Linked DNA regions of Homo sapiens: region 2 is linked to region 1. A link is a loop called in an ENCODE intact Hi-C map of the cell type or tissue named here. Cell type or tissue: dorsolateral prefrontal cortex. All regions are shown on one strand. Region 1 holds the start of GRIA3 (glutamate ionotropic receptor AMPA type subunit 3). Region 2 overlaps GRIA3 (glutamate ionotropic receptor AMPA type subunit 3).

Region 1 (4,000 bases):
GAGTGAAGTGAGACATGCTGAAAGTCACTTTCTCCTCGTACAAAATATATTGTTCACTCACATGAAATCAAAACTAAAACCTCCTCATTAAAGTTGTTCCTTTGGGACAAGGCATTGAAGGCTCCTATTAAAATGCAACTGTGTTATCTAAAAAGGAGAAACACCTAGTGCCTGGCACAGAGTAAAGGTTCTTTAAATGTGACATTTTAATATTAAATTGTCATTGCCTGCCATTAGAATCTTAGTAAAGATTGTCTCCCGGGCCTTTTGAGGAGCCACAATGGAAAGATTTTAATGTGGAACATTGGCATAGACTTGATAGCAGAGTCTGAAGTTATGTGGAATATGAGGAGAGAGGAGGATGACAGCATGAGGAAACTTGGGGGACAAGAGGGCACTTTTACTAGGTGAGAAAGAGGGAAGGGAGTTTGGAAATTAACATTTATTGATTTTTCTCTGAGGCAGGCACTGAATTAGATGCTTTCATATCAATTATCTTACTTAATTTTCACAACTGCCTTATAAAGAAAGATATTAATATTCCCATTTTGAAGATGAGAGAACTGGGGTTCAGATTAACAAAGTTGTTCAAGGTCACACACTGCCTGTATGTGATGGGACTTAGACTCGAACCTGGACGTGTATGCCTCCTAAGCCCATGTTCCCGAATAATGCTATGTCCCTGTCTACATTTGGCAGGGGATGACCAACCTTACCTCTGCTACCCGCTTTGCCCTAATGCTTCTTCCACTGAAAAGATGAGTCTCCTCAGACTCTCATGTTTCTCCTTCACTCCTGTCCATGAAATATCAAAATGGAGACAAAAGATTTCTATGAGTGGTGGGTGGGAGGAAATTATGCATTATCAGAATGAATAGAAATTTGGGAAGAGCCTAGGACAATTTTTCTGGTTTGAAGCCATTTTGTTCCATTGTTCCAGGCTCCAGACTACGTCTCGCCAAATCCAAAGTTCTGTAGCAACTGATATACTAGCTGGGCTCCAGGGTCCTTCTATCCCCTGTATATTCCCAATTTTATCCCCGATGTATATCAGTTCGCTTTACACTGGCAGGAGAGTTCATGTTCCACTTAGACCAGGAGGAGAGGATATGAAAAGGAAAATAGCAGGTGTGGGGAGGATAAAACCCATGCCTTCTACAGTAACTGTAAAGTAAAAGTGAAAAACGTGAGAGATAAAGAGGATTCTTTTTCCTCATTGCGGGAGAAAGGGGCTAGGGAGAGGAGTCTATAGCCCAGGAGGTTCATCCGCAGCATGCTATGGAGAAGGCCACCGTCACTGAAATCCGGTCTGTACTGTAGGACTTCATAGGTTCTTTGCTCGCCTTAGAGCAGAGGGGAAGAAGAGTCAGAAAGAATTGATAACCTCTGAGGTCATCAGTCAGGGGCCTAGGCTGCTAAGTCCAGAGGCAACACCAAGGGATCAATGCAGCTAGGTACAGTTTTCTCCAGCCTCAACTTTCAATCCCCACCCCCAGACCAGCTCATTCCCACACCTCCCTCCTCCTTGGTCAGTGAGCCTGAGCGTCCTTTTCATTAACCTTTTAGTTACTACCTCTACGCACATACTTTTTCCTATGCCCTCCAAAGAAGTCAGCCCCATACTGCCCATCACTGCTCAGCACCGCCCACCCCATGCCCCCGCAAGCCGGCCTCAGCACTAGTTTAAGGGGAGGGACACGCCTCCCAAAGCTGCGGGGATGGGGGTGGGGGTTGCTCACTCGCCCTCGGATCTCTGCTGTAAAAGCGGAGCGGCAGAGACCGGGCATGCGCAGCATCTTCGGGCGCATTGTGATGGGAACTGCTTCTCTGAGTCTCTACAAAGACTCCGGAGTAACCACTAATGGCCCTCCTAAGGCCCCCCTTCTTTAAGACAGACACACAAACACAGAGGCAATGCAGCTATTTTTTTTTAAAGGGTGGGAGGACGTTGCAGCTTGAAAGGTTGATCCACGTTAGGAGTGGTGTATTTCTATTGATCCCATCTCCGGTGTTGACAAACGCCAGCGCCTAGGCTTTGCAGTCCGGGGCTGCAGTTTGCAGTAGAGCTAAGCGGTGTGCGGCTTTAATTCCACGTCAGATCAACTTTGATCAATATCCCCCTACTGGCCCAATTGGAAGAGCCCAATTCACCGGCACTGAGCCTTTTCGCTCTTTCCTTTTTTTCCCCCCCTCTTTAGACCTACCATCTTTTGCGGGGGGGGGGGGGCGCGGAGAGAGTCTCAGATTGTCTTGATAATTTATTCTTTCGTTCTCTTTCTTTTGCTTCTCTATTTTTGTTTTTCAGTGTTTTGCTTGTTTTGTTCTGTTTTAGGATTTTATTCTCTCTCTCTCTCTCTCTCTCTCTCTCTCTCTCTCTCTCTATCATAGGGACAGAAATCGCTTTGGCAAACCCAGCTTGCAGCCAATGAACCCGCCTTCCAGATTGGTGTGAAGACAGAAGTGAGGTGGGGGGAAGGGAGGGGGTGTGAGAGATCCTGGGAGCGAGAGGGAGAGAGAGGGAGCAAGAAAGGAAGAGAGAGCGAGCGAGAGAGAGCGAGCGAATAAGAGAGAGAGTAAGAGGGAGAGAGAAGAAGAGGAAGAAGAGGAGGCGGCGGCAGCGGAGGAGGAGGAGGACTAGTGTGGGGTGGAAAGGAAGAGTGAGCGAGAGCAAGTTAAGGGGAGGGGGTGTAAGAGCCAGCGAATTCTTTTTCTTTTTCTATTATTATTTTGACGACTCCTGAGTTGCGCCCATGCTCTTGTCAGCTTCGTTTTAGGCGTAGCATGGCCAGGCAGAAGAAAATGGGGCAAAGCGTGCTCCGGGCGGTCTTCTTTTTAGTCCTGGGGCTTTTGGGTCATTCTCACGGAGGATTCCCCAACACCATCAGCATAGGTAAGCGCAAGCGAGCCAGCCGTCGGTCCAGGCTCTCCCTCACCCGAGACCACTGCCCCGGCAAGGCTTTCCCTGCGGTGGGTCCCTGTCCTGCGTGGCCTGGGAACTGGGACTGGGGCCGGGACCGGGCAGAGATGGTGCGGGGCGGGGGGCGGGGCGGGGGGAATCTGAGCCTCAACGAGGTGGCTGGTCTGAAGAGCCTCTGGGACAAGAGAGGGGTCTCCTGGGGCTAGTGGGGGTGAACTGCTAGGTTTTCCGAGCCGAGAGGAGCACCGGAGGCGAGCAGGAGGCTGGGATGCTGCAAGGGGGTGAAGAGTCGAGGCTTTTCGGCTCGCTGCTCTGGACTTTGCCATGGCGTGCGTGCAGCTCCTGGAAGTTGTCCCAGGGTGATGCCGACTGTCTGGCCGCGCCAGGGCGCATAACCCGGGCCCGGGGTGCTCAGTCCGTGGTCTCCGGCTGTCGGGAGACAGGCTGGTGCTGGGGGAGGTGGAGCCCACTTTGGATCTCCCAGACCCGGGCAGCAGCAGGCGTTGGTGGTGGATGGGGTAGGAGGCGGGGGTGAGACTAGGAGCTGAGCGGGCAAGCGGCGAAGTCACGCAGACCACGAATTCATGAATTGCCGCTGTGTCTGTCTGGAGCCCGGCTCCTGGGCGCCTGGAGGGAGTTATCTTGGCTTCTGTCGTATTTACAAGTCTAGAAGTTAGAATTTTTGCCATTACTGAACCAACCCCCTGTATTGTCACGGGGGAGGGTGGCTATGGGGAACGGGTTGGGGTAGCAGGGGGAACAATATTGTTTTTCTTCCCAACCTTTCCCTTCACACAATGAAAAGATGACCAGCTGTGCGGATGGGCGGGGGGCGGAGGGGGGGGGCGACTAAAAAAAAAGAAGGCTGCCGACTAAGAAAGAACCAAGTCTCACTCTTGGTTCCATCGTCCTAACCCAAAACGGCTCCCTCGTCTCTTCTCCCTTCTCTCTAGCCTCTTCTTTTCAGTCTAGAAAAGCCAGGTTTCTCTTGGCCAAAATCTGAGTTCACAAGTCTTGAAAGACACACAGGTTGAATATCAATCCTCAATCCCACACCCCAGTATCATTGAGAGGTATCCGGTA
Region 2 (4,000 bases), 81 kb after region 1:
AGAAGAGAAATTTCATGATAGGCAGGCTGGACTAGCCAGGGAAGGCTTAATGGAAGAAGTTATAAACGTTTCTGAGGCCACCACAGAACTGCCTCCCCTAGCAATGACCTTGCCTTGATTACTAAGGCCAAGTTGGTATCTAGAACCAAAACAACATGGCATTCCCATCAATGCTCCCAAACGTCACAGCTCAAGGCAAGAAATACAATTAAAAGAAAAACCAAAAAAGGAACAATGTTCCTTTTACTAAATGGAAAGCAATTACAGGGCTGTTGAAAATAGGCAGTAAACAAAGGGAGGGAGGGAAATACTGGCAAAATCCCATTTTCTCAACTAATCCTGTAGCAAAAGTGCAATTTGCAACAAAATCAACAGTGCTCTTTCCCTCTCTCTTGCAGTCAAACACACTGTCTGGCATCAGTATGGCTACACATGATGCCTTAGCCAAAAAGTGCATGCAAGCAAGGAGGACAGAATATGAATTGGAGAGGAGAGCAGAGGTTAAGGTGGAGCACAGCTCACTTCACCTCCAACTGAAGTCTCTGTAGAGCATTCCCATTCAGAGGAAAGAGGGGGCACACATAGAGACTACTTCACTCCCTGTCTTCCTGGATCCTTTCCAATCAATAGGTTGCCAGTGTCGGCTGCTGTCCTGCTTTGTCGACTCCACAAACGATCTGATTAATTCTCTGGTGCTAACTGCCTCAGCAGGCTTTCTCAGCAGTAGAACAGAGGCTAATTAAGATCATGTCAGGCGAGGAGGCTGACAGGTTATGTTCCTGGGCTACACTGAACTTTTAGAGGGTGCTTCAACTTCACTGCAGGCAGGCAGTGCTTGGCTAGGCGCTGATTCCATAGCAGGCTTCCCATTTATTTCCACGGGTTCCTGTGTCAATGGGTCTCCGTTTTGTTAACGATTTACATCCTCCTCCTGGGGATAAATAGTTGCTACTGTGTTGCTTTCAATTGCATTACTTGGGCTCTCTTTCATTTAAATTTTTAATATGCTTGTAAACAAAGATAACAATTAATAGTGAGGTCGTTTTCCATCCTAAATCACATGTGTGTCTGAGACTGTGTATATGCTTTTGCATCTTATCAACATAAAGCCCACAGAGGTGAATTTAGGACAAATAAAGGAAACTCTACTTCTCACAGCAGGTAGAAAATGGAGGAGACATATGGAACTCATTACACCAAGTGGTGGATTAGACTGAAGATATAAATAGCTTTCCCCTCCCCCTAAATAAAGGCTTAGATGAATTCATGGATGACAGACCCATAGTGAGCTATTAAGGGAAACAGAGATGTTTGGAAACTGAGGTTGGCACAAATCACCAAGTAGATTTTTGAATCCATATTTACCTTCTCATAGGCAAATGGCCACACAGAGTACTGGCACTCTATCCTCTGTGTTTTAAAATAAAATCTTAAGAATCCACCAAGCATCTAGGAGACAGGAGGAATGCTCAGAAATAGAGGAAACTTCTCCAGGAGCATTCTGTCTGGTTTCATATAGAGTCTCTAACCACTGTCAAAGATAAACAAAGCTGGACATTTGTTAAAGAGCTAAAGACTGATTTTAATCAGTAATATACTATTGCAGTAGGGAAAAGCGTTCAGCATAAACTGAACTCACCTTCAATCTGTACAGAGGTGGCTGGGCATTTTGAAGGGAAAATGAGGGAAAGGGGAGGGAGATGAAAGGGGGCCCAATAGAGTCAGGAAAGTGAAAAGTTACAAAAAGCAGGAAAGGGGAGGTTTGGCCTATGTGAAACTCATCTGAGTTTGTCAACTGGCACTTACTGAAGTTAGGCTCCCACCCTTCCATGGAGACTGGCAGACAGGAGAACTATATTGAGGTGTTGGGTGAAACAAACAATAAATTATTTTGGCAGCCTTGAGTCTTCTCAGGCAGCCACTTTAAGGAAGACTAGAATCTTCCTAGAGATGTTGTCTTGGGCTATTAGAAACTATGTTAGTGTTTTGTTCTAGTCTTTATAGGCCAAGGTTGGGACGGGGTGGAGAAGAGGGCTCAGAGGAGCATGGTGAGAATTTGGTCAAAGAATCTTTGTCACCACATGTCAAGAACACTCTGTTATGAGAGGTGAATAGTCCCGTTAAGGGTGTTGAAGAAAAGCATCATCAACTCAGAACCTCAGTTCCAGGCCCCCAACTCTGCCACTAAGTAGCTGTGTAATCCTGGGCAAGTCACAATAGCTTTTCTGGTCCTCAGATTCCACATCTGTAAAATGACAGAGTGGACTCCATCATTCTGCAACTAACAATTCCTGAGTGCAGGAATTTTGTGTCAGGGAAGTTACAGGAGTTATGGAAGTGAATGAAACAGAGTGCCTCCCCTTAATAAGCTCACAGTTTAGAAGGGCAGCATGGACATATAAAAAAAAAAATACGTAAATACAATCTAGAGTGATTCCTTTTGATTCTAAAATTCTGTGGGCTATTACAACACTTCCATTTACAATTGACCCTTAAATAACATGGGAGTAGGGGGTTTACCCACCTGTACAGTTGAAAATCCACATATAACTTTGGACTCTCTCAAAACTTAACTACTAATAGCCTACTATTATCTGGAAGCCTTACCAGATAACATAAATGATTCATTAACACGTATTTTATATGCTATATCTATTATATACTGTATTCTTACAATAAAGTGAGCTAGAGAAAAGAAAATGTCATTAAGAAAATCATAAAGAAGAGAAAATATATTTACTATTCTTTAAGTGGAAGTTGATCATCATAAAGGTCTTCATCCTCATTGTTTTCATATTAAGTAGGCTGAAGAGGAAGAGGAAGAGGAGAAGTTGGTCTTGCTTTCTCAGGTGTGGCAGAGGCAGAGAAAAATCCGTGTATAAGTGGATTCATGCAGTCAAACCTTTATGGTTCAAGGGTCACCTGTATAATGAAACTAGAACTTATTTTCAAATGAAGTTTGAAATTAACTCTTAAGGAGAGTTATGGAGACACAAATAACCAGCCACATTGGCTTTGGAAATTGGCCAGAGGCCTTAAGTGCACTCACATGTTTCCCTTCGTGTTCATTTCTGAGCCCTGAACCCTTTCAGGACCCTGATAGATAGGCGGCAAAAGGAAACAATGCCTAGATAGTAGATTAGGATATCCCAGTAGATCTTAAAACCCTTCCTGGTAGATCTCCAAGCCAGGGGCTGACACAACACACTTCTAGCAAGTTTTCTTCTAACAAGGTTTGTCAGTATTCTCAACAGTGGCCTCTCCTCCACTTAAGGCCTTTACTGCCATCACTCTTCGAGGTCTTAAAACACAGACCTACATAACCATTTGCAATTTCCAGGATTCCTTAAAATAAAAGGAGTATTTCTTCTCAAAAATGATATGAATTTCTAGGATAAAAGATAAAGCAGTTTTGCTTCTTGAATATTTTTGTAATGATTCAAAACCCTTCTCTATGCAAAACAGTTGCAATTTCACATGGGCTTTCCAGAGGCCCCAACCTCTCTTTCCAGTTCTGGATCCATAGTTTGGTTTCCCTCTAAAACCTTTATCTTGATGCCCTACCTGGACCTCAAACTCAATGTTCTGAATTCCGAATTTATTCTTTTTTCCCAGAAAACTTTTGCCTCCACCTATGTTCCCACACTCAGTGAATGGCACTGCCCAGTTGCCCAAAGTAGAAACCTCATCCTTGAATCTTGCCTCTTCATCATATTGCACATCTCATCACCAAAGACCTTCGTCTACGTTTCCACTGCCACTGACTCAAGCTCAAGCTCCCACCATCTCCTGCACCATTCTCCTAACTGATCTCCCTGATGTTACCCCCTCCACCACTGATAAACAGCAATCTTCCCATCATGTCACTCCCCTGCCTAAAAGATTTCAACAACATTCCTGTTACCCCTAGATTCTAAGCATGGCACACAAGGCCCTTCATGATCCAACAAAACTCCAACCCACTTTCCTACTCTCTTCTCCACCCATCCCTTAACTACTA

The links. Peaks named below come from ENCODE experiments on the same cell type or tissue, not always from the same donor. Only the 100,000 strongest peaks of a DNase experiment are listed, where the experiment ranks them.
Region 2: a loop joins it to region 1, with 2.2 times the contacts of the local background. A loop is called at or near these places in 2 of 110 quality-filtered maps.

The regions. Positions count from the first base shown.
Region 1 is chrX:123,181,755-123,185,754 of GRCh38, forward strand. GRIA3 (glutamate ionotropic receptor AMPA type subunit 3) reads left to right here and starts at 2,524. Exons shown (of 16, transcript NM_007325.5): 1 at 2,524-2,890. The coding sequence starts at 2,782. In dorsolateral prefrontal cortex, no CTCF peak of the experiment used is centred here; DNase peaks (open chromatin) are centred at 1,787, 2,534 and 3,357; H3K4me3 peaks cover 2,573 bases; H3K27ac peaks cover 2,436 bases; H3K27me3 peaks cover 3,297 bases.
Region 2 is chrX:123,262,748-123,266,747 of GRCh38, forward strand. The region is part of intron 3 of GRIA3 (glutamate ionotropic receptor AMPA type subunit 3); the gene reads left to right. Among named protein-coding and RNA genes, the nearest start is that of GRIA3, 80 kb to the left of the region's middle. In dorsolateral prefrontal cortex, no CTCF peak of the experiment used is centred here; no DNase peak of the experiment used is centred here; H3K27me3 peaks cover 3,145 bases.